3 separate regions of the Mus musculus genome follow, and regions 1 and 2 are each linked to region 3. A link is a loop called in an ENCODE intact Hi-C map of the cell type or tissue named here. Cell type or tissue: heart. All regions are shown on one strand.

Region 1 (8,000 bases), 260 kb after region 3:
ATTAAGGTTATAGTACTAGAAAAGAAAGGCCAGGTCTATGGTGTTAATTGGGAGATAAATACTGGAGCCAAGTAACAAAGTATGCAATGAGAGTCAAGGAGGGCTTTGGAAGACTCTGCCCATGGGGAAATGCCTGGACTGCAGGGGCAAGGATTCTTTCTGAGAACTGGTTTCACTGATAGAATCAGGCTGTCTACCTTGCCAGCCCTGACTCCAGCCAGTGCCACTGGTAACTTCCTACACTTGTCGCCACATGATTCTCTCCCCATCTTCCTGCAAAAACAGAGCTTTCACTTTTATACTTTAGTCACACTGATAAGCAAGTAGACTATTTGTTTCTATCCTTGAAACATACTAAAGGCGCTGGAGAGCTGGCTCAGTGGCTTGCAGCACTTATTGCTCTTGCAGAGGTCCTAGGCTTGGTTGTGAGCAACCACAAGGAAGCTCACAACCATCTATAATTCCAGGCCCAGGGGATCTGAGATTCTTCTGACCTCTTAAGGCTATTGTATGCATGTGGCGCACGTACATGCACACAGATACACATGCATATGCATTAGAAATAAAATAAAGATTCTGATAATATTTGAGCGGCAGATACGGCTCAGTAACTAAGAGTGTTTGCTACATGACCATAGAGACCTGCATTCAAATCCTCTGAACCCGTGTAAAGGTCAGCTGTACTCATGTACCTGTTACCTCAGTGCCATGGGAGGCAGAGATAGGAGGGGCTTGCTGGATAGGAGCCTAACTCTAGGTTCAGTAAAAGGGCCTGTCTACAGCGAGTATGGGGGAGAGAGGTAGAGGGTACTGACAGTCTCTTTGAACCTCACTGTACACAGACGCAAGCACACTTACACACATGTGCATACATCTAACACACACACACACACACACACACACACACACACACACACACACACACACACACTATCCCATCCACATCAAAACCCTCTCTGGGTGCAACATCACTTAACCTCTGCTTTTTTACATTGGGATTTTCTTGCCTTTGTTTGCTGTGTCTTCTTTCTCTTTCGGAGGCAGGCTAACCAAGCTTTCCCTGTCCCCCTCCCAGAAGCTCTCTTATCAAAGTCCCTGATAACTGCAGCACCGATAAAGTTTCCGGCTAGTTTTATAGCCCTAAACCATCAGGAGTATTAGCAGGGTTGATCATCATAGTCTTTGAAGTATCTGCTTCAGTTAGAATGTAGGGTGGTACTGACCTTGAACTTTGTCCTTCACCATGGACCCTGCTTTCCTTCCCTTTCCTCTTCTCCGCCTTCATTGACTGTTTAGGTAACTCAATAGACTTCAGTACCACTTCCTCATCAAGTCTCTTTAACCTCCCTTTCCAGTCCAGAGACCAAGACTCTTACCTAAGGGCCTTTCTGTGTATTTGACTTGTCTCAAAGGAAACAGTAGTAAGGATGGACAAAGAGAGCCTCCTTGGGAAAATAAAATAAACCACAGAATAACTCCACAAAGACCCGAAACCGAAACACACAACGACTGCAAGAACATTGCAGCCCTAGAAATGGTTTTCTGAGAGAAACAGCTCCTCTCAGTTTTGGGCCACTGTCTCCAGGGTCATTAGGCAGTAATAGCATCACTTCAAGAAGTTACTAGGGGACTACTTCTGATTTGCACAGTAGTCCAGAATCCACAATAGTAGGAAAAAAAAAAGACTTTTATACTCCTTTGGTAATCTAGCAGTGTTGATGACTGGAAAGATCTTTTTGAGGCACATGTATGCATTGTGTGAATCTCATCTTTGAAGTAGCTTCTACCTGTCATTGAGGAAGGGAGTGGGTGAAGCATGGCTTTGTCTAATTTATTTATGAAATAACACACTTTTCTATCATTGAAGAATTATTAAATTCACATTTTGGCAGAATGTAAGCTAACCCTCAACAAAGTGAAATTGAGCATATCAAACAGTGTGATGTTTTATCAGATATCAAAAAGATTAATGTGTCTAAGAAGGCTGAAAAAGCAAACACTGTATAAACAAAATAAACAGTAGTAGATATTTGAGAAATTTTACTCAGTATGTTTTGATATGAATAAATTTGAACCTCTTTGCCGTGATAAAATACCAGCAAGCTAAAGTCATATGTTACTTGAACAATGTGAAAATTTGCTATTTAAGATTAGTTTAGCTAAACACCTCTTAAAATAATCTACCAGAGAAAAATCGTCTGGTATACCAAATTTAGATGTTCTCTGGGTTGGTTATAAAGATTAAATTCCTTGTTATTAGATAAGCTGATATTTGATATGATAGTCAATTAGATAATGCCAAGGGAAAATTCAGAAAATTGACACTGTATGGTGTATGTCTCATATAATTATAACTAGAAGATTGTTTTGTACTCATTTTCCAGGTAATATATAAATAAAATAAGGAACACTGACAGTTTTCAGTGCAAGAAGATTTAAAGAAAGAGATGAGAAATTTCTACACAGGTGAGCTTATTCTTTTTAATTATAATTGCTAAAGGCAAGAGGCACTTTGGGTGTGTCAGATTTAGAGAAACTAAAACAAGTAGGGGTGTGTATGTGTTTTAAATACTTCAAGTCCCACAGATCACGAGTCTATAAAAACCACAAAGTTATGGGGAAGGAGACTTTAAGAGTTATTTTGAAATGGGCACACTTTCTAATGAGTCAAAGTTTTGTGTGCTCATGGATCTGACTGTGTAGAGACATGGTATTTTATGAAGAGTAATAAGGAAGGAAGAAGGCAGTATGGCCAATGAGCCAAATATTTATCGCTCGGGTTTCTTTCCTGCAGGACTCCTGCAATTGCAAAGATGTGGTTCTTTGCCTGACTAGAAGCTCACTTGCTAAGCCACATACACAGTCGCCCCATGCCCTACTGGCTTTCTATGTATTCCTGCTTCTGTCCTTTGTCCCTTCCCTTTGTGCTTCTTGGGTCTTGAGAACAATACCGACCTCTTCTAGAACTGGTTTCTGTAGCTCTGAGTCGGTCAGAGAAGACTCTGAACTTTCTCAGCTTTCTCTCATGATATGTGTCTGCCCTGGTCTTCCCTAGAGACTCCCCATCTCTGACGCTCTGTTACAGCCCTCTTGACATCTGCTTCAAGCCACTGCTTCCTATCTCAGGAGGGAGACTGGGAACTTTGATTTATAAAAGGGCACTTTTCACCGAAGCCAGAGCTCTTTTGTGGCTTTTATATACAACCTTATCTGACTCTGGAAAAGAGATCTGCATGATAGATGTGAACAAATGAGTTGGGGGACTGGCTATTTCTTCTCTTTGGATCATTAGTTTTCCCCCAGTTGACTGGGAAGTCTGCAGATTTCTACTTCACTGACACTTTCAGCAGCAAGGAAGAAATGAGTCCCAGGGTATGGCTGGCGGGAGGCCTGGAGCAGGTCAAATGTTACAGCGATGTTGGAAATGTCTAATATACGGGAACAACCTTCTTCTGGAAGAGTTGTGCTTTATTGAATTGCCATTCTCCTCTCCTGATGTCCCTAGACCCCCTCCGTCTGAAGCTGTGTTTCTGAAATAGTGTCCTTCCTCTCATTTGTCCTGCAGACCTTGATCCAACATCATGAAAGCACTGGGAAATAAAAATGCCTCTAATGGCTGGGGCTAACGGGAGGAATCGTGGCTATCAAATCTTTGCCAGGAAGTGGCTTCAGACACTTGGAGCCCGGAGATGGCAGCCCTAACCCTGGTGTTGCCCCGGGTTCCTGTCACTGTGAAGTGAGTTCCCACAAGCAAGCTGAGGTCTGTGGCAGAGTGCAGAGTTAAGATCACGTGACCAGCCTTGGCCAGCATGCACTACTGGTCTCATCTCAGCACTGAGACAATTAACAAGTCCCGCTCCATGCCTCTCTGTCATCCTGGTGACTTTCTGGGTTTAATTGTAAATGATCTTTCCTTCTCTGTGTGTCACTGAAGGGATGCAGAGACAAGTGCCGGCTGGGTGTGAGCTCCCACTGCAAGAAGCAGCCTCAGGGCTCAGTGCCCGTGAAGGGTCTCTCAAACCAGGCTCACTGCCTGTGCAGAGTGGTTCACACCAGGCACCCAAGCTGGGCATATTATGGAGCTTGTTAACTTTAAATCATCTTCATTTAATGTGGTGTGTGTGTGTGTGTGTGTGTGTGTGTGAGAGAGAGAGAGAGAGAGAGAGAGAGAGAGAGAGAGAGAGAGAGAGAGAGACATTTTATAGAAACCCACCCTGGGGAGAGAAGGGCCAGTTGCTTCTTTATTGCCCTGTAGAGAGGCCACATTAGCGTTCCAGTCTATATATTATGAAATTAAGTGGATACCCTTGGGGTTAATTCCTTGTTGTAATTGTAATGAAAAGAAACACTTTCTAACCCTCCATTTAAGATCTATAACTATTAAAACCCACTAGCCTTAGTGACTCCTGGGGCCCGTGGAGTGCTTTAGGGTGTATGAAAAGAGGCACTCCTACAGTGTCCAGTACCAGTCCCTTAAAAAGTAACCACCTCCAAGTGGGAGAACGAACAAGAGAGTTTTCCATCCTGCCCCTTCCTGCTGTTTAGCCATGCTGGAATCATTCATCAACCAAAGTGAAATTATATGCATATTAAAATCGGGGCCCTGCCTATACCAGATGGGGTGCTAGAACTGAAAGAAGTGGACACATGCCCCCAAACCTAACCCCAAAACTATCTCCAACTGATAACAACTTGCAAGTAGAAATTTAACTTCCTCCAAGGAGATCTCACTGGGCATACAGGCTGTTCTTCAGGGTGGACTGCAAACCCAACAGTGGATGGCTAACGGGAAATGTACGCAGTAACATCTCTAGAGGCTCGTGTCTCATGCTGCCAGGTTGAGGCTCTTATTTCTGTTGTGGTTTCATCTTTTCTTTATTGTAATTTTATTTTATTTATATTTTTATTCGCTCTTTATATTCTACAGGTCCTTTGCATATATATTATGGCTTCCAATTGAGCATTTTTATGGGATTCTGGAATGCACACGTGAGTGGGTCTCTATTTTGTGTGCCTGTCTCTTGGACACTTTTCAGTTTGCTTTGTCCAATTCCAGTGTGTTGGGCTTTGTTTTACTTTATTTTATCACTATCCTATAGAAGCCTGTTGGTTTTCTAATGAGAAACAGAGAGGGGTGGATCTGGATGGGAGGGGAGGTGGGGAGGAACTAGGAGAAGTAGATGGAGAGAACCCCAGAATCAGGATATATTATGTATGGGGGCCATTTTTTTTCAGTTAAGAAAAAAAATTGACATGTGGCCCCAGCCTGTAGGATTTGGTACAGCCAGAGGTAGCAGTGTGAAGTTTTTGAGGGTAAACTTTAGAGTAAATGACCCTAAAGGAAGAGCCTGAGAGACTGAGAAAAAGAATTGTGCATGTCGAGGGTGTAGCCTCAGAGAAATGCAATGCATGGCCTATTCCTTGGACATGTCAGTAGCCTCCTCCGTTTATTTCAGAGTTGTCTTTCCAGCCACTTTCAATGGCAAATGAATATAGAATTCCCCTATATAGAACTATGTCGCCTGCTATAATTCAGTTTGTTGTTAGTGTCCAAAAAGAACGTATGTTCTGCATGTGACTATGAGGTTTCCTTTCTTTATTACAGTTATTATATCCATTAAAATATCAAACTTACTGGTGTATTGTCATCTGAAACAGTGATGCATACACAGGGGACAATGACAATAATTTAAAATAAAAGGAGAGAGAGAGAGAGAGAGAGAGAGAGAGAGAGAGAGAGGGGAGAGAGATTGAGATTTCCCTTTATAATATTGTGAGTGCATGAGAAATGAGAGAAGAAAGCGAAGACAGAGGCTGTGAATTGCCTGAGGTTTGGGATTGGTGTCCCTGTTCTCAGAAGTGTTTGTCCGATCAGAAGTGTTTGTCGGTTCCAGGGTCACTGTGCCTTCCTTCCCTCCTTTCCCTCCATATAATATGAGCTGTCTCAGAGGAAAAACAAAACGGTTGCACACGTGTCTGACAGGAAAAGAGCAAATTAGGAAGTGATTGTTGCATTCAGAAGTTTTCACTCCAGTGCCTCAGGAAATGTGGTGAAAAAGTCTGCTTAGAGGAGCTCCACCCCCGGTAATGCTGCACATTGTCACAGCTTAGAAAAAGTTTTGTTTTGGGTGATTAATCCTGTTAATTCACACAACAGAGCTCCTGGTGACTTTGTGCATACGGAGGGTGTATGACATGTGTGCGTACCCACATGCTTGAGCCTGTGTGTGTGTGTGTGTATGTGTGTGTGCGGTGTAAAGAGTGTCAGAATGCTCCTGGAAAATCACCTCTTCTCTGTTGTTCTGCTGCCACTTGCAGCTTCCTGTGTTTCCGAATGTGTCCCCTCTGCAGTCATTTCGGAATGCCAGCAGAGGGCTGGTAATAGCCCATCATGTCTAGGTCACTGGCTTGTATCTGAACCAGGCAGGTGGTCTGAGTGAAATTAGTGAGCCTGTATCAATTCAGTGCCCAGCTTCTCTCACTCCACTCAATCAGAACTGTGTGCCAGCCTCATGCCTGGGCTTCCCTCTTGTCTCTAATTGGCCACTTTGGAGAGAAAATTTTCAGATACTCAGACGTGTCTGTGACAATACAAGCGAGAATGGCTCAATAGAGACCTACCTGGAAGCCTCTACTCTAGACATGATGGTTTTAAAGATATTTTCCCTTCCTTCCCCCTCCCTTCTTTTCTTCTCTCTGACTCCTTTCTTCCTTTTCCTCTTCTTTTTCTTCTTCCTCTTCCTTCTCCTCTTCCTCCTCCTCCTCTTCTTCCTCCTTCTCCTCTTCCTCTTATTCCTCCTCCTCTCCCTCCCCCTTTCTTTGAGAGAAGGTTTTGTGTTGTGTCTCATACTGCTTGCAACTCACTACATACCCCCCACACTGGTCTTGAACTCAAAGAAATCCCCCTGCCTCAGCTTTCTAACTCCTATTCACTGCTATTTTGCAATTACAGAAAGTGAGGTTTGTTTTTAAATGATCCAAGCTGTCTAAGGTCATGTGCACAAAATGTGTCAACAGCTCACATCTTACATTACTCCTGGACAAGAAGCAAGCATAGAAACTTTACATGGCTATCAGAACATAGCAGGAGAATGAAGCCCTGTGAGGAGACTTCTGAGTGGTTGTGAGAATATTCCAAGAAAATAAAGAGTCTCGTGACCTCAGTTTTTAAAAATCCACAGCATTGTTCTTGGAATGTATACTATTCCTCCAAGGTGTAGTGGAGAGGAGTGGGTTTGCTTCAGGTTATTTGATATAATTGGTGATAGTCGTTTGTTCATATGGCTCGATGAGAGAACATGTTTTTGTCACACAAGGCTTGCCTGACACATGCAGCTTGCCCTTGTGATCGGGCACACATTACCCATGAGTTCTTCTTAATCCCAAACTATGTGCTGTCTGATGCACTGAGTAAAGCTGGCTATAGCGTGAGACTTTAGTTTGTTTCATTTATGGGCTTCATTTTCCCAAATGGTACTGACTCTAGAAGGGTAAACTCGTGGCTACGATACCATTGTGCTGGTGAGGTTTTCTCAATTTATCACTGGAGAAAAGGAACCTCAGTTGAAGAATTACCTCCGTTAGGCTGGCCTGCAGGAAGATCTGATAGGCATTTTCTTTATTAGTGATTGATGTGTCAGGGCCTAGCCCATGCTAGCCCATGGTTGATGGTGCTGGTGCTAGCAAGTTGTTCTGGGTTGTGTTGCGAAATCAATCTACACAACAGGAGAGGGAGTCAGTAAGAGTGTTCCTCCACAGACTGCTCCAGTTCCTGCCCCCAGGAAATCCTGCTTCAGTTCTCATCCTGACTTCACTTGATGATGGATTATAACCTGTAAATTAAAATAAACCCTTTTCTCCCCCAGTTGGTTTTGATCACTATTTTAACACACTAACATAAAATCAATCTAGGATGAAAGTTAAGTGAATTGTAGTTCATACAAATTACTTTAAATTCATCAATAATCAAACACAAGAATTTTACCATGTCTTGTTTTGTG
Region 2 (8,000 bases), 560 kb after region 3:
GTGACTTTACAAATATTGGTCTCCTGGGCATGGTGGTATCTCAGTGACTTCAGCGTAGTGTGGCTGATTCTCAAAGTCCTTTACGAGGTCTACTTGTTCCAAGACTGCTGTGTTTCTCAGCAGCCTCTGGGAGACCCAGTCTCCATCGTTGCCTGTGATCGATCTTATCCTCACTTTGTACCTCCATCTTGACCCTCTACTCCCTCCTCTGCCTCCCTTGTACCGTAGACAGACACAGCTATTCCATAAACACTTGAGGCTGCACAACCCTGCCCTCAGTTTGGTCACTGCTCACGTAGCTCAAGGCGCACTGAGAATTCAAGGTAAATCTTCCTCTTGCAAACCTAGGAGGTCCAGAGATAATGCTTAAGAAGAAACAAATTCTCAACTAAGATTGACGGGGCTCCTTCGCTCCCTGTGACTCGCATCGCTGTAACTTATCTAGACGTTTCAGAAGTAAATTATTCTAAATTATCTCTGGAATACAATCTGTTTTTATGGGATTTTATATGTAAATACATTTACCAAAACAAAGACAGACCCTTCCCTGGAGTTGTCTTAAATGATAGGAATATCCTGGTCTGTCTGTCTGTCTGTCTGTCTGTCTATCATCTATCTATCTATCTATCTATCTATCTATCTATCTATCTATCTATCTACTTACCTACCTATCTATCTTCCTGTGCACAGTTTTGGAGAATTACTACACAATGTCCAAATATCTGTCTTTGACTTATTTCAAACAATTCAACTGGGAGCCAAAGAAACCTGGAGCAGGAAAGCCTCCAAGTTCACTGGGTGTCAGGGCACTCCCCCTTCAGGCCTGTTACCTGAAGCATAAAGATCCTCACTATGCTCTGAACACTGCCATGTCAGCTCGTTTACAACGAGCATAAATAACAATGGTCCACGGATTGATCCCCGAGGAACCCCATAATGACATCCATTAAATCTGACATGGCACTGTTTAACAACACAAGTGGTGTGTGCCCTCTTAAGTAGCTAGCATACCAATTAATTAAGGATGATGCCATACCTAGTCTGTTCCATTTATCCAGCAAAGAAGTATGTGCTACCAATTAAGAAATAAAATGATGTTTGAAGCAACAGTACATCATTTATCTAAGGAAAGGCCTCTACAGTGGAGCTGTAACTCCCTGCTGCACTTGCACACTCTCTTCCCTCCTGGGAGCTATTGCTATGTGGACATTTTCATTTATAACCGGAGAGACTTGAACATGACCCTTGGCTATCACAGCCGGGATCTTTTCAGTGAAGGCATACTTAGCAATAATTACGGTAGGTGGGCCTTTGATAAGGAATACTCACCTGTGCTCACTTAGATAGTTAATAGGACAGTCTAGTGCAGGGGTATTTGTCAGAAAGCAATTTCTTCATATGCGTGCCACAGTGAGATGTAGAATACTGTCCAATGTCAGTTTTCCTTGCCAGCTCATTTTCAGGTGGGGAGCAGCAGCCAGTCACTGGCAAGGAGTATAGGGAAGAGGCAAGAGAAGGAAACTGGAGACACATAGTGCTAGGAAAGGGGGCAGGGGAGGGTGGGACAGGTTAGAAAGAGAATGTAAACTTTTATATTCACAGATAGGGAAAAGGATATGGTGAGGTAGCAGGCTCCTCTTATCTTGGAAAGTGGGAGGGAGAAGGAGAGGAAAAGGGGAAGGGGGAGGGGAGGGAGAGAGAGAGAGAGAGAGAGAGAGAGAGAGAGAGAGAGAGAGAGAGAAACATGGCCCATTATCTGGGCCACCCAAGATAATGAAGATAATCCAGCATGATTGCACTTAATGGTGTTGAATCAATTTGTGATGAGGAGGGTGACGAGCCTCAACTTGAACCTTGTGGTGCCCCTTTGGAAGGAGGAACACACCCCAAAAGAATAAAGGGACGGGAACGAACTGGTAAGTGAGGAACGAGTAGGGACGTCACTATCAGTTACCTTACTGTCCCCTTACCAGATGAGATGAGCCTCCTTTAAGCCTCTGTCTCCGTCTGCCAGAGCAGGTCATTTCTTTAGGAACTAATGAGAAGTCACTGTTTCTATTTGTGAGTGGAAAAGCAAGACAAGTAATTTCTTTATGCATTTGATTTTTCAGTAGGCAGGAAACAGGTCAGACTGGAGACTAAAAAGTCTCTGGCAGATACAAGGTCAAAATGTTTTCCCTCCTGCAGGAGAAGCCAACTGAACAAACCACTCTTAGCCCCGCAGGTCAATTCAAGCCTGGTCTAACTAAATCCCTTTTCTAATACCAGAGAGCTGGCACTCTCAGCCACAGCTGTAGCATCCTCCCTGTCTGAGGAGGAGGCTCTGGTGAATGCTTGACATTTGAAGCTGCTTATTTCCTCAAAAACTTCAGCCTTTACAAATAGAAAAGTCATAAGTTTTCTATAATTACTATCTGGGGCAAGTGTGAATTGACTATAGATTGCCGGAGCGGCTTCTGCTGGATTTGGTCGGTATCACAAGGGTTTTAAAAAGCGCAAGGACACTGGCGTGAAGCTCTTAGTGAATTAGGACTTCAAAGGGTTTAAAGCTTTAATTGTGTAATTAGGGGGCCTCACCCACAGTGATGAGTGTGTGTCATTAAAAAAAAAAAAAACACGCTGGAAAATTAAGGCTCCGTTAAAACCACTTGAAGAGAAACTGAGATTGGAAGGGGCAATCAAGATTGGTGAGAGATAGCTCAGCAAAGCGTTGTTTGTGACAACCTGAGCTTGAAGGATGAAATGGCTACATACATCAGATTGGTGCCAGGCAGAGTGTGGGTCACAAACCAGCAGTGTCAGCACCATGTGAGAGATGGGTATCAGGCAAGGCGTCAGGCTCCACCCTGGAGTGGGATTCCTTAGGCATCTCTTCCTACACAGCTGGCCTCCGTGTGGCGTCGATGCTCAGGGGATGGTGACAGGCCTAAAATTTCTGAACAGACTGCTTGCTTGCTTGTATTTTCCCTTCTGTTGTTCCCGGTGTAGACGCCCTGGCTTTTCCCGGTGTGGACACCCTGGTTTTTAGCTCTTTCTTCACTGTGCTGGCCATTTCTCACTCTGAATGGTTTGCTCTGTATTTGGGGGTTTCAGAGAAATGTCTTCAGTACAGGCCTAATTGGATGTGTTTCTGATACGGTTTCCAGCTTCGCTTAGTTACTATTTTGTGATACTTGATCATAGGTGGCTACCGACCTGGCACAGCGGGGGCCTGCTTGCTCAGCAGATCCGCTCTTCCTTTCCTACCCCACCCTTCATTTCACATTCTTTAGCTGTACTGTTCTCTTCCCTTTCTTCAGCAGTGAGCCTGCTCCTGCCTCTCTGCCGCTGAGATGCTGCCTTCAGAGGAGCTGCCTCTCAGCACTGTAGTCATCTTTGTTCTGCCAGGACCTCAGTGGACGCCAGCCCATTTCTCCCTTTGATTGCGAAGTGGAGGAGGAGATCCTGAGGGCCATGGCTTCATTTCTCCCCAGACCCCTCGGACACCACATCCATAAGCAATTATCGGGCCCCCACACCGTTTCAGAACTCAGGCATCTAACTTTTGACCTCTTACAACATCTGAGTAGCAATCACTTCTTTTCTTACCCCACCCCTGGTAGACTAGTGTCTTTCTAATGTTTATATAAATGTTCCTTGCCTTAGATTTCCTGAAGCACTCTGAAACCAGGAGGGTTTCCTTGCAGGGGTGAGAAAAACTCCAACTGAAGCTTTGGTCATGGGTGACCCTCCCTTGGGAAGCCTGTGACCTTCCTTTGGACTGTCAGGGTTGTGGGGCGGCAATATGTCTCTCTGTGGAGATTTTCTTTAGTAGCTTTCAAAGATTCACATGGCAGCCTGGAATTGTCCCTGCTCAATAGAGATTGATTGTGAACACGGATTCTCGGAGGCAGGTACGGAGCTGGACCCCCTACCGGGAAAGCACCACCCTGCTGTGTGGAGGCGTGTCTCCTGCTATGATATCTGATCGGTTTCCGTTCTGTTTTTTTGATTTCACAGAGGCAAATCCCTAGGCTTCTACCGTGGCTTTTAAATTTCTCCGTTCCTGGGACTTTTATCAGTCGGCCTACCTTTGCCAGCCGTACATGTATCAGAGTTAACACTCCTTGCTCGCATCTCCCATTTGCTTTTTATGCAGCCTCTAGATTTTTGCTTTTATCCCTTCGATTTTTACGGGGCAAATTGAATGGCAAATATTTACAGTCGCTTTCTCTTGTATCTTGCAAGGAAATTGGTTCTAGAGAAAGGTCTAACGATTTGTTGAGTTGGTGGGTGAGAATTTGTGTGGAAAAAGTCAACAGAAGGTTGAACTACGCTCCAGAGGGAAAATTAAGAGCCTAAATGAGCAGGGAGTGTAGCCCGAGGGGGCGGGACCATCGAGAAGAGATGTTCAGCGGCCTGGAAAAGTGCAGAAAAGAAGTGTAGGAAGGTGACCAGGACTGGAGGAAAATAAAAGGTGAATTTCCACGGAAAATATACAGGGAATCTCGAAATTATCTCGCAACTCAGTAGAAGATGCTCACTTTCTGCTGTGTTGTAGAGGAAACTTCAAGCGCTATTGAAGTTGATCTTTCGTGCTTGGGAATTAAGTCCAATTATGCAAGGGACTATTGAGACTGTGAGACAGCTACATTTGAATTTAAAATTACACTTTACATAGGAGGGGGGAAAAAACCACATGCAATTAAAAATGCACTCATTATATAATTGAATTGTGCTACTTATAGGGAATGCCTTCCTTCTTTATCATCCTGAAATCTTTCCCAGGAGACCAAGTGCTCCAAGGGCCAGGTTTAGATTGAGAAGTCTGTAACACACACACACACACACACACACACACACACACACACACACATACACATACACACATGCACACACACAAACACACGCATACACACAAACACAAAAACACACACACATGCACACACATAAATACACATACATACAAATAAACACACACACACACACACCTTAGGAGGCTAAGGAGAGGGTTAAGGTAGCTGCCATGCCAGAGTTCCAAGCACCCACATAAGAATCCAAGCACAGCAGCTAGAGGTCTTTAATGCCAGTGCTGGGGCAGACAGATCCTTGGAGCTCACCAGCTATTCAACCTAGGCAAACTGGAAAACTTGAGCTTCAGTGAAAGACAGTGTCTCAGAAAAATAGAGTTTCAAGATAGAGAAGGACCCCCCTTAACATGCAGTCCACCTGTACCCCATATGAATACCCCTCCTGAACACAGAAATTTAATAACAATTTTTGCACAAGCCAAATAAATGTAATCTTCTTGTCTCTTGAATGCCCATCAAATATCCTCAGTGTCTAGGTGCCTATCTGGATGGTGAGACACTGCAGTTGTGAAATAGTACCACAGCTTGGGAAGGTCTATTGATGTTGATAAGAAGTTGTGGTTTCACAACCCTTCTGACAGTTTGGCTCCTGAAATAATTCTAGTAATGCATGAAATAATTCTTGTAGCACAACTTGGAAGGAGGGTAGATGAGATGGAGTCGAATCATAATTTTGAGGGTTTTATTGTTGTTTGAGACAGGTTCAATTTGGGGGTATAATCATTGATTTCAATATATCTTAATCATGAACTCTATATGAACTTAAATTTCATATTAAAGTTCATTCCTAACAAATGATTTTGAAGTGTACAGAATCCACTAGCGTCTTGGTCACTTTTAGCAAATAGTTGTCTATAATATTTGGGGAAGGTCATTGATCATTTGTTTCCATGGTGAAGTTCATCTCAATTTGCTCCAAAATGTTTGACGCTTGCCTTGGTTGAACTTCCAGCTCTTAAAAGCTATTTACCTTATGTAAGGCTATTAAAATAAATTCTATTCTAATTGGAAGGGAGGTTTTATGGTAGTTCTTAATCCTCTTTACCTACTCTCTTGCCAGTTCTGCTCTGGCTATAGCCAATAACAACATATATTGCCATTAGTCACTTACCATCAGTAACTGATGACTCAGTGGCCAGAGTGTAAGGGTTTGGAAGTCATCTAGATAAAAAGGAAAACAATGACATCATATGGATTGCTTAAACATTATTGGAATTGTACTGGTTACGTGCTGAAGGCAAAGGCCGTTTGTTTCTCCAGGTCTGCAAGTTGTCTGTACTTTGGCTCTGCCTCCACAGCTCACTAAATAACCCTGTCAAAGTCACTTAACCTCTGAGTGTTTGTTTTCTCATCTGTAAAATGAGGACGATTATCCTTACCTATCTCACAGGAACGGGGCTCAGGTTAACTAATTAAAGATTAGAAACTGCTACAAAAACACTCAGTATTATTAAAGAAAACCGAAGCTTTTTTCAGTGCCTTTGGGTACAAGAGCTAGTTAGCTACAATGACTTCCAACAAGGGTTTGATAGTGTGACAAGCTGCCAGGTGTCCCCTGAGGAACCACACTTGTTGAGGGACCTTGTCCTTCTTGTTATTTTGTTAGTGAGGACTGAGGCCACCCATAGCACAGACAATAATACATTGCCTACCTCTGAAGTGCTCACGAGTGACAGCAAGATATGCCACTTGAAATGGGAGAGGCTGTCTCAACCTATTCAGAGTGCAGCTGTTCTTGGGGGAATGTGGCTCCTGTGACTGCAGCTTGAAAATGTAGCCTTACCCAAAATAGTCAGCTGTAGATTTTCTTCCGGGTTAAGAAGCATCCATTTATAACCATCTGATTCTTTCCTTTCCCTGGCACACTCACTGAGGCTGCCTTAGACTGGCTTATGTGCACTTTCTGAACAGTGGGCCAGCCTGGTCCTTCTGCATTATCCCCATTGCCACCGCTCTTGGCATCAGACAGTGAGAGCCATTGCTCTGTGGCCCCTGGGTTCTTCTCTTGATATGAAGAAGTTCCTGGAGTTTATATGACTCCTTCCTTCATCCTATCCCATAGCACTGTTCAACTCTCTAATTCTCTTTCTTCCTTAAGTCAAGGTCACTAGTCAGTTTTCTATGTTGTTCTAGGATGTCTGAGAAGCCATTTAGGCCTCAAACTTAAACTAACCCTGAGCTGTATCTGAGCCCCTTTTCATTTCTGTCATTTTGAAATAGGATCTTTATAATAGTCAGGTTAGTCTTGATTCTACCTGTGGCCTAGGTAGCACTTAGCCTATAATTCTCTTGCCTCAGATCCCCCCCCCCTCCCTGTAGCTGCAATTCTATGATATACACTACTAAGTCTGGCTTATTTCCTCTTTGAAGAGTAAAATAAAGTCTTTAAGAATGAAAGTATTTGAAAATAAAGTGTTTCCTGAATAGTTTCTCTGAAGTTTTGAGAGAAAGGCCAAGCCACACACGATGGCAGGTGCTCACACACGGAAACAGTTTGCAATTTCTCTTCCAGCATGTTTGCCTACTGTGGCAAAGTTACAGCCTCCTCATGTCTCTCCACTTATTGTTATCTTAATTGATGGTGCCAGGCATAATACCTTACCAATGAAATAGTTTTGTTATCAGAATGAAATGGAATTAAGTAATATACCTGCAAAGACCTGCCACAGGATACACGCTTTACACACTCAAGTTGGTGTAATGGTGTTTATCATATTGTGTTATACTTATTTGGATAAATGGTTTCTTCATTTTTAGCCTAGGCTTGCTTTTCTTTCTTTCTTATGAGTTTTTTGTCTGTTCTATATTTTGTTAGTGTGTATGTATGTGTATGTTTGTATGTGCTGGGAGTACACAGGTGTGTGTAGAGTTACATGTGTGTGACCAAGTGAGACCCAAGAGTGAGATCAAAGCCATAGAGTGTCTTCCTGGATCACTTTCCATTCAACGTACTGAAGCAAGAGGCCTCATCGGAACCCACAATTTGCCAAAACAGCTAATCTTGGGAACCAGCTCTTTATGAGGAGCACTTTTTCTGTCTGCTGAGCACTGCTACACCAGCCAGGCTGAGCACTGCTACACCAGCCAGGCTGAGCACTGCTACACCAGCCAGGCTGAGCACTGCTACACCAGCCAGGCTGAGCACTGCTA
Region 3 (8,000 bases):
AAGAAGGCTCCAGGTTTCTGGTGCTGCTCACATCTGTAGACGCTAACACCTCACTCACGGTTCTCTACTACCATCACACCTGTGTTGCTATAGATTGTGTTTTGAATAGTCGTGAAATATCAGGTACATTATGTTTTCTGGATGCTAGTAGGCTCTGTGGAGTGTATCCCATTACTGTTCCCTTCTAATGTCAGGGCTCTGGCTAACAGTTTCATCTTGAACATTTCAATTGACTTGATCGTTCTTGACAATTCTTTCGTATGGTATATGAAGAAGAAAGATTGAAATTCCTAAATATTTAAGACATCTTAAAGTAGATACATTGCTAGGTGTGTGTGTGTATGTGTGTGTGTAGATACATTGCTAGGTGTGTGTGTGTGTTAGCAAGTTAACATTCTTAGGGTGAAAACATTTTGAACCTTTGAGCTATAGAAAATACACACCCTATTGAATCAAGATTGGAAATTCTTATGGGTCATTTTATAGTCCCTAGAGTGTTAACTCACTTTTGGCAAGTTTTCCTGCTTTTAAGTGTGTGTGTGTGTGTGTGTGTGTGTGTGTGTGTGTGTGTGTGTGTGTGATGTTGTCTCCTTAGAAACATAGTGGAGAGTGACTCACTTTATGTCTTGGGCATCAAAGAGTATCAGACCTATGAAATGTAGACAGTGGTTTCTTTGAGAGATTCTTTCTGAGAGAATTAAATAAACGAGCCAACATATGGCCAGCTTAATTCAGGCAAAAATGTCTATTGATTACTCTCTAAGCTCACTAAATAAAAACTTCAGGCTAAGTTTTGCTTCCCCAAAGAAAATAGGATTAGACGGGTCTGTGCACTCACTGGGGCTTCCTGTGAATCAGGCCAGATGAATGAAAACCTTCAAAGCTGAACAAAAGAACTGGCTAAATTTTTTTGGCAAATGCAAATTATTAGTAGTTTGACATACTGTGTTTTACACTCACAAATAAAACATTATTTTAAAAAGAGGAGAATGTGATATTAACGCTCTTTGATGTCTGAAAAGCATTTGTCTGCCTTCTTTTCAGCTACTTTAAGTAGGCTGACTTAACTTTCCTAGGTGGACCAGTGCCTTGTATAGCTTTTGACTAGTAGAAAATCAAAGCACACTGTAATGTTTTGCACGAGCTCTGCAAAGGTGTGTATTTCCCAGGCTATTTTAACTCTGCATGGATGGTATTTGAACTGATGTATCTAAGAAACTCCAAGTGAAGAGTGTCTTTCCTTTAAGACACAGAGACTCTTGGATGGGGACCCCCCAACAGAACCCTTCATCCAGTAGAGGAAACGGGGTCACAGGAGAATCTCTTTCTAATCTGAGATGCTAATGTGTCAGTGATTTGGATATATGCACATTTAACTTCGGGGGTTTCTCCAGTCAAGAACGCATTTGACCAGTATTTGAATGATTTTAGTGCTGCAAACATTTGGCTTTGTGACAAAATGCAAATGCTAATTGATATTCAGAATCTTCGAGTCTTCGGAGCAATCTCCTGTTGACATTTTAATAACATTGTTTGGAATGATTTCCGAAGTGTGGTGACTGCAGCTTATCCGCAGTAAAAAAAAGTACATATTGTTTCTGAAAGCAAACAAGCTCAAGTTTCACCCACTTCTCCATAGGTCTCAAACCTGGGAGAATTAGCCTCTCGAAGACAAATGGCTGCATTCATTAGCTCACTCGGTAGTTCAGGAACACATTGAGAAACTGCATTCTGCTCAGAAATCTTATAATTAAAAAAAATTACAAATTTTATTTATTTATTTATTTGCCTCCTGGACAGCAGATGTTTACCTAGTTTTTAAACGTTTATTTATTTATTTATTTTCTCCTGGCATAATACTGTTGTAGTCTGGTCCTTTCAGCTTGTTTCTGTCGTTTGCTGACACTGTCAGCAGTGAGGGGCAGAGACAGGTTTCGAGAGGACGTGAGAGGTTTCAATATAAGGAAAAGAGGGAAGCAGACCTAAGCGGACGGTGACTGTTCTAGTAAGCAAAGCCTTGCAGTCTCCTTTCCCCTTTCCTTCCGTTGCATATCCTGGTGAGTTTAATCAAAAACAAACAGAACGCTCTTGTGAAATATAGTCAATAAAGTCAAAGTTTAGCTAGCTCTATGTAACTACAAAGAAAAACTCATCGCAATTAAAAAAAAAAATGTAACTTTCGTTAACGAGCGCGCCGGAAATCTCAGGTATCAAAGACGCCTTAGCCCTGGAGCGTCCCCTGCGCGCCGCCGCCGGACGGAGGCAGCCGCGGCGAACAGACCTCCTTTCTCCTGCGAGCAGTCACACAAAAGGAGGGCTGCGGAAACTAAAAGTTTCGGGGCCTCCGGCTCGGGGCACGCGGAGCAGAGAAAACCTGGAGACGGGGTGGGTAAAACAAGCATCCAGAGCGCCTGGGCGCAGTCCTAGCTAGGAGGGAGCTCCTGGGCCTGGAGGGGAAGAGGGACAGGGAGCGGGGTCTCAAGCTGCAGGCCCCAAGCCCGGCCCCCGGTGGCCGGAACGCGATCTCTCCCGGATCCCCTCCTGCACCGGGATCCCAAAATAAAAGCGATGTTTGGAAAGTGCGTGTGTGCGCCCGGGCTGCAGAGCGTGCAGCGGGCGCGCAGTGAGTGGAGTTCGGGGGAGGGGAGGGGGCGGGGTGCAGAGGGTGAATGCTGGATAAGGAACCCCCGGACCTGGCTGGGGGTGTTTGGGGAAGGTACGCCAGACGACTGCTAGGGGGAGGAGAGGGGAGGGGCGCGAGCCTGCGCGGGCGCCTCTGGGGCGCGTTCCGCGGCCGTGCGCGCGTCCCCCGCCGCCACCGCCACCGCCACCAGCGCCTCCCGGAAAGCCCTGCGGCCGCCCCACCGGGCCGAGCCCCGGCCGGCCAGTTTTGGGGCGGCTGCTCGGCCGTCGCCACCGCCACCCGAAAGGCTAGATCGCTTGTAAGTGTGTCCCCTTTGCTCCTCCTCCTCCTGCTCCTTCCCTGCGCTCGGGCGCCCCGCTGCCGCAGCTGCTCCAATGGAGTGGAAAATGGCCATTGGGCGCAATGAGTTCTAGATTATCTGCTCCGCGTTTTGTACTCAGCTGCCTCTCTTCTTTGGAGTTTGCACAAGCCTCTTGGCTGGCAAACGAGGGAGGGAGAGACGGATGCTGCGCCGCGGTCCGCGCTCATATGTTTATATGATTAGCAGTCCTGGGCTGAGGGGGCTGGGGGTGGGGACTGACGACGACGAGGAGGAGGAGGAGGCAGGAGGTGACTCCAGTTCAGCCCTAGCTGAGTCCGTGTCAGGACTTCGGGCTCCCCGCCTCTCGCTCCCTGCTCTCCCTGCTCTTCTCTAGCTCTCACTCTCTCCCGGCTCACACACGCTCACACACACTCGCACTCACAGGCACACACACTTGCACACACACACACACACACGCGCGCGCGCACCCGCACGCAGAGGTGCCCGAGCGCCATCGGGAGCTTACCGGAGGATTCTTAGCGATTGTTGAGGGGACCGGCCTCCCTCCGCGGCTGTGCAGCGGCGCTGCTCCTCCTCGCTCCTCCCGTCGCTCTCCCCGAACCCGAGTTCCTCACCTCCTGCATCCGCCGGGCGCCCCCTCTCCCGCCCCCCAGCCCGGGAGACCCGACATGTGAGGAAGGGCTGGCGGCAGAGTCGTGCCCCAGGCCGCAGGGGCGGCGCGTGCGCCGGATGCAGGTCCTGCCGCCGCTGCCCGCGCGCACCGGGCTCCTCCGGACTGACTGACGGACTTGGCCTCGCTCCCCGGCGGCCGTACTCCCGCCGCGGCTAGGGGACTCCGGAGTCGGCGCACCTCCGCCAGCCTTGCTCTCTCATCCCCCGCATCTTTTGGTTTTGATTTTTGATTTTTTTTTCCGGCTCCGGAGGGAGCGTGCAGCGGTAGGCGCGCGCGTGTGTGGGCAAAGCCCCCAGGGTCGCGGAACGGCGTGTGGGAAACTGCGGGAAGATGTTGACTTAGCCCCCCGGCAGCCGCCCGGGCCGCTGGGCTGCTTGGCTGGACTCGGCGGCTGACGGCGGTGGAGACTCGAGTCGGAGGACACGCCGAAGAGCCGCGCGGCGCCGTGTCCGGCCCGCCAGCCGCCGCCTCCCCGCGCGCGCTCAGCCAGCAGGAGCACCCCGCGCCGGTCGCCTCGGCCCTTCCTTCGCGCCCGTGTCCCCGCGCGGCTCCCCGCGCCAGATTGGCCCTCCCCCGGGGCGCGCTCGCACACCGAGGTAAGCGCCAACAATGTGCCTGTGTGTTGGCTTCGGAGACCTGTTTGCTGGGCACCTCCCGATGGGGCTGACGGTTCGGAGGTTGGCCGTGTCGCGGGGACAGACCCGCGCTGGCCACTCGTGCGCAACCCTTCCCGCCGACATCGATCCGCAGAACTCTGTGCGGTGCAGCCGGCTAGCCGGGCCGCGTGCGGCTATTGTCACGCTCTCGGGAATCAGGCTGGCTGCTGGGGACCGAGAAGGCGGGAGCTCAGGTCTGCGACCCAGCTCCAGACTAACCCTGCTTTTTATTTTAAAGGTGGTGGTGGTGGGGGGGCGATTCTTAAAAATCTTAATAGGGACCGGAAGGTGCCCTTGGTCCTTCACGCAGTAGAGCTGGGGATGGGACTGTCCAGTGCGTACTCGAGGTTGTCCCGCTCCAGGTGTTGGGCCCCTGGCTTGGCGGGGACTAGTCCCTGGGTTGTGGCTGAGAGCGAGTCCCTGGGAAGGGGGCAGTGGGGGAGGGCTTGGATGAGTTGTTGCGGGCCGTCGTTTCTTGTTGGTCAGGTAGTGCTGAGAGGCGAGGTTGAGAGCAAAACACAGCCAGATGTGGCCGCGCGGGTTCAGAGGCTGGCCTCGATCAGGGGCGGTGGGCTGCCGGGGCCAGGGGAGCGGGGCGCAGAGCCCGAGGGTGGCGGGGCCCTGGGACTAGGCGGGCCAGAGCTAGGGCAGAGAAGCTCCCGGACCCGCAGTGAGAGGGCAGCAGCGGGCCGCGCTGGGCCTGCAGCAGAAGTTAAGGGGCGTGGGCTCCGGGCTGCCTTTGGGGTGGGGATTCTGCTGGGTCTGGCGCGAGCCTCAGGTTGAAAGCAACCGGGAGAAGGAGTCGTGGGAGGAGCGCGAGGCTAGGGGGACCTTTGGGGTCGCGGGCGTGGGCTTCTGGATCCGAGACTCCGCCACACGGACGGGGGAGATCCTCAGCGAGAAGGAGTCCCTAGTATGCGGGACTCTTGCACTTGGGACCAGCAAAGTTTTTTCCTTTCGTTGAACTGCAGGGTTTGGGTTAGAAGAAAGGGCTGGAGGCCTTAGCGAGTGCGGGACTGTCTGCGAGCAGAGGCCGAGGCTCGTGCGTGTGCCTGGGTGTTTTGGAGCCCTCGGTCCAGCCTGTCCTCTAAAAGCAGCGTCCTGCGCTGCCCAGCATAGCCCTTCCCTGGCGTGCGGGGACTCCTCCTCCTCCCTCCTTTCCTCTTTTCTCCCTTTCCCCCTTTCCTGGCCCCTTCATTCCGTTCCTCCAGATACAAACCGTGCTTTCTCAGACTCAGACGGAGGAAATGTTTTCCTCCTGCTTCACGAAAGGTGTCAGGCTGCTTAGCTTCTCCATGCAGCCTGGGCGCGCCTGAGCCTCAGCACCAACCAGATGGTTGCTGTTACAAAGACCAGGTTTCCAGGTTTCCAAGGAGCTCCCCCCCTCCCCGTGCACCCCCCCACTTGCCCCGCTGCTTTATCTTCTGCATTTTCCCGGCGCTAGTTCCCTTTGCTGGCTCCCCATCTCCAGAGGTGTCGCGTTCCCAGCAGTTGGTTCATTCATTTCTCCCTCTGCAGTCTAAGTCTTGAGCCTGCCCCTCCAAATTGACGCTGCATACCTCTAGCTCTAACCTTGAAGGAAGGCACGCCCGTTTGCAATGATTGCCTGCTGGGAGTTCCCTTGCAAAGTCAGGGTCCATGGCGGGTAACCTTAAGAAGCAGGCGCTAAAGAGGTACTAATTCGTCCACAGAAATACAGAAGTTTTTTGGGGGTGACCGTGACAGCATCAAGGTTGGATAGAACTGTCTCGAGCCTAGCCAAAGGTAACTATAAATGTAGTGTCCTTTGATGCTTACTGAATATCCTTAGAGACTCCTAAGAAAATCTGCTTAAGTTCGGTTGTGTTTTCGAACTTTGTCTTACCTCCCTGCACCGTCCAGTAAACTGGTGCGTGATGGAATCCCCAGAAACGCATGCTCTGTTGTTGAGTTCCTTCAGACAGCTCGCATCTCCCCTTTTGTTGCTCCGCTGTAAAAGAGGTGCCATTTCACAAGCTGCACAAATTGTTTGAATTAATGCAAGTGTGAATTCTTACCGTTTGAAGGGGGCGATTAGCATATCAAAGGTTTCTTAGCTTCAGCTCAATTGAGAAAACTGCAGCCTGTCTTCCTTTTTGCTTCCAAGCCGAGGCCCAAAGGGCAATGGGAATTGTAAAGGGTGCAAACTGGAAGGAGGGATCAGGCTGTGCGGCCGAACTTTGACTGTTCTGTAATTATGTGAACCAAAAACCTTTGTCTGTTGCTCTGGATCCCTTGCAGATGGCAAGACAATTATTTTCTATTGATAAATGGTTTGTTCCTAGGAAAACGGTGACCTTTTGTTTTAGGATAGTCTCTGTTGCCTATCTTTTGGGGTGCCCTTCGTGGAACACTGAGAAAGCCTCGCTGTGTAACCTAACGTTTTTCTCTAAAACCTGACGCACTTTGCTCTATTATAATTAGAAGGGCGTTCAATTAGCCTACACAACAATAGCTATTCTGTGATAAGACTCTCATTGCTACACATTGGAAACTTTATTTTTTTTAAATATACTTGCTAAATTAATAGGGAAGAAAAAGGAAGTAGATCTTGTTGAAAATTAAAAGCCCACGTGAGCTTTATTAACAGAACTTCTGAAAGGAGTATCAGTTTGGAAAACATTTCTAAGTGCCAGACTCCAATTTTATGACTTGTTTTAAATAGAGGTAATTCTATTTAGGTAGAGTTTTGTTTTAATTTTTAAAAGTTGATCAAACACTAGCCACCTTTTTGTTTAGCATAAAGTTGTTTTTCAGTGAGAACACCTAGTTGGTTTGATTATTCATTTCCTCCCATCTGGAGAGCACTGTGTTATCTGAATTTCTCTTAGCAGCTCAGAACTTGAATGAAGAAAGAAATAAGAAACTAGTCTGTGGGGCATTTGTGGAGGGCAGAGAGGTCAAGAGAGAACTCTTCTTCTGGGGAAAACTACTTGTATTTATATCACATTAGGTTTTCAAAATTGATTTTTAAAGACAAACTGAGTGGTTGGAAAATTGTAAGACTCCCTCCCCCCCCCCCAATCTCTGGTTTACCAGTGATGTTTGTTTTTGACCAGGAACTGACATTCTTATCTTGGAGGAAGGATTGTTTACTGATGGTTAGAAGTCCTAGCTCCTAATACTGGAAATAAATTCTCACGTACCAGTTTAAGAGGCGAAAACCCACCACCATTAATTGCCTAAATATTTTAGTCTTTTGTTTAATGGGGTGGTAATTGTTTTCAGATCAAGATGAGACTCTTTAGTGCCTTTCCAATGGAGACTTCACCCAGTGATCATTTTACGATAGCTTTTTAAAAACCTGCTTTGTTCAGTAGCCAAAGAAGTACTGTAGAATTGGAGGGGGGGGGGCTGTCAATGGTTGTGATTGTGACTTCTGTACCCTAATTTTGGCTAACTGCTTTGAGTACAAAGTATTATGGAGAAAACACACCGTCGTTGAGAGCTATTAGTGATCATTCAAAAATTGTCTTGAAAGCATTGTTCTTCCTTTTATATGATCTTGGATTTGGCAAATCTCTAAAGGTGTAAAATGCAGTGCAAATAAGATTTCTCTGCTTTTCGATGACAAAATTGGGCAACTTAAAGAAAAACTAACGTGCCGTCGAAGCACTTCAGCTGACATTTTCAATCACTAGGGTAGTAAGTGTTGGCAACAGAAAACGAATTTAGAAATGCAGATAG

The links. Peaks named below come from ENCODE experiments on the same cell type or tissue, not always from the same donor. Only the 100,000 strongest peaks of a DNase experiment are listed, where the experiment ranks them.
Region 1: a loop joins it to region 3, with 2.8 times the contacts of the local background. A loop is called at or near these places in 6 of 42 quality-filtered maps.
Region 2: a loop joins it to region 3, with 2.6 times the contacts of the local background. A loop is called at or near these places in 2 of 42 quality-filtered maps.

The regions. Positions count from the first base shown.
Region 1 is chr3:148,725,136-148,733,135 of GRCm38, reverse strand. No RefSeq gene overlaps it. Among named protein-coding and RNA genes, the nearest start is that of Adgrl2, 230 kb to the left of the region's middle. In heart, no CTCF peak of the experiment used is centred here; a DNase peak (open chromatin) is centred at 3,655; H3K27ac peaks cover 340 bases.
Region 2 is chr3:148,420,958-148,428,957 of GRCm38, reverse strand. No RefSeq gene overlaps it. Among named protein-coding and RNA genes, the nearest start is that of Gm23131, 71 kb to the right of the region's middle. In heart, no CTCF peak of the experiment used is centred here; no DNase peak of the experiment used is centred here; H3K27me3 peaks cover 6,360 bases.
Region 3 is chr3:148,984,825-148,992,824 of GRCm38, reverse strand. It overlaps a transcript of Adgrl2 not described here. Among named protein-coding and RNA genes, the nearest start is that of Gm30827, 10 kb to the left of the region's middle. In heart, CTCF peaks have their summits at 2,247 and 4,981; DNase peaks (open chromatin) are centred at 2,324, 2,554, 3,234, 5,014 and 1 weaker place; H3K4me3 peaks cover 5,739 bases; H3K27ac peaks cover 5,125 bases.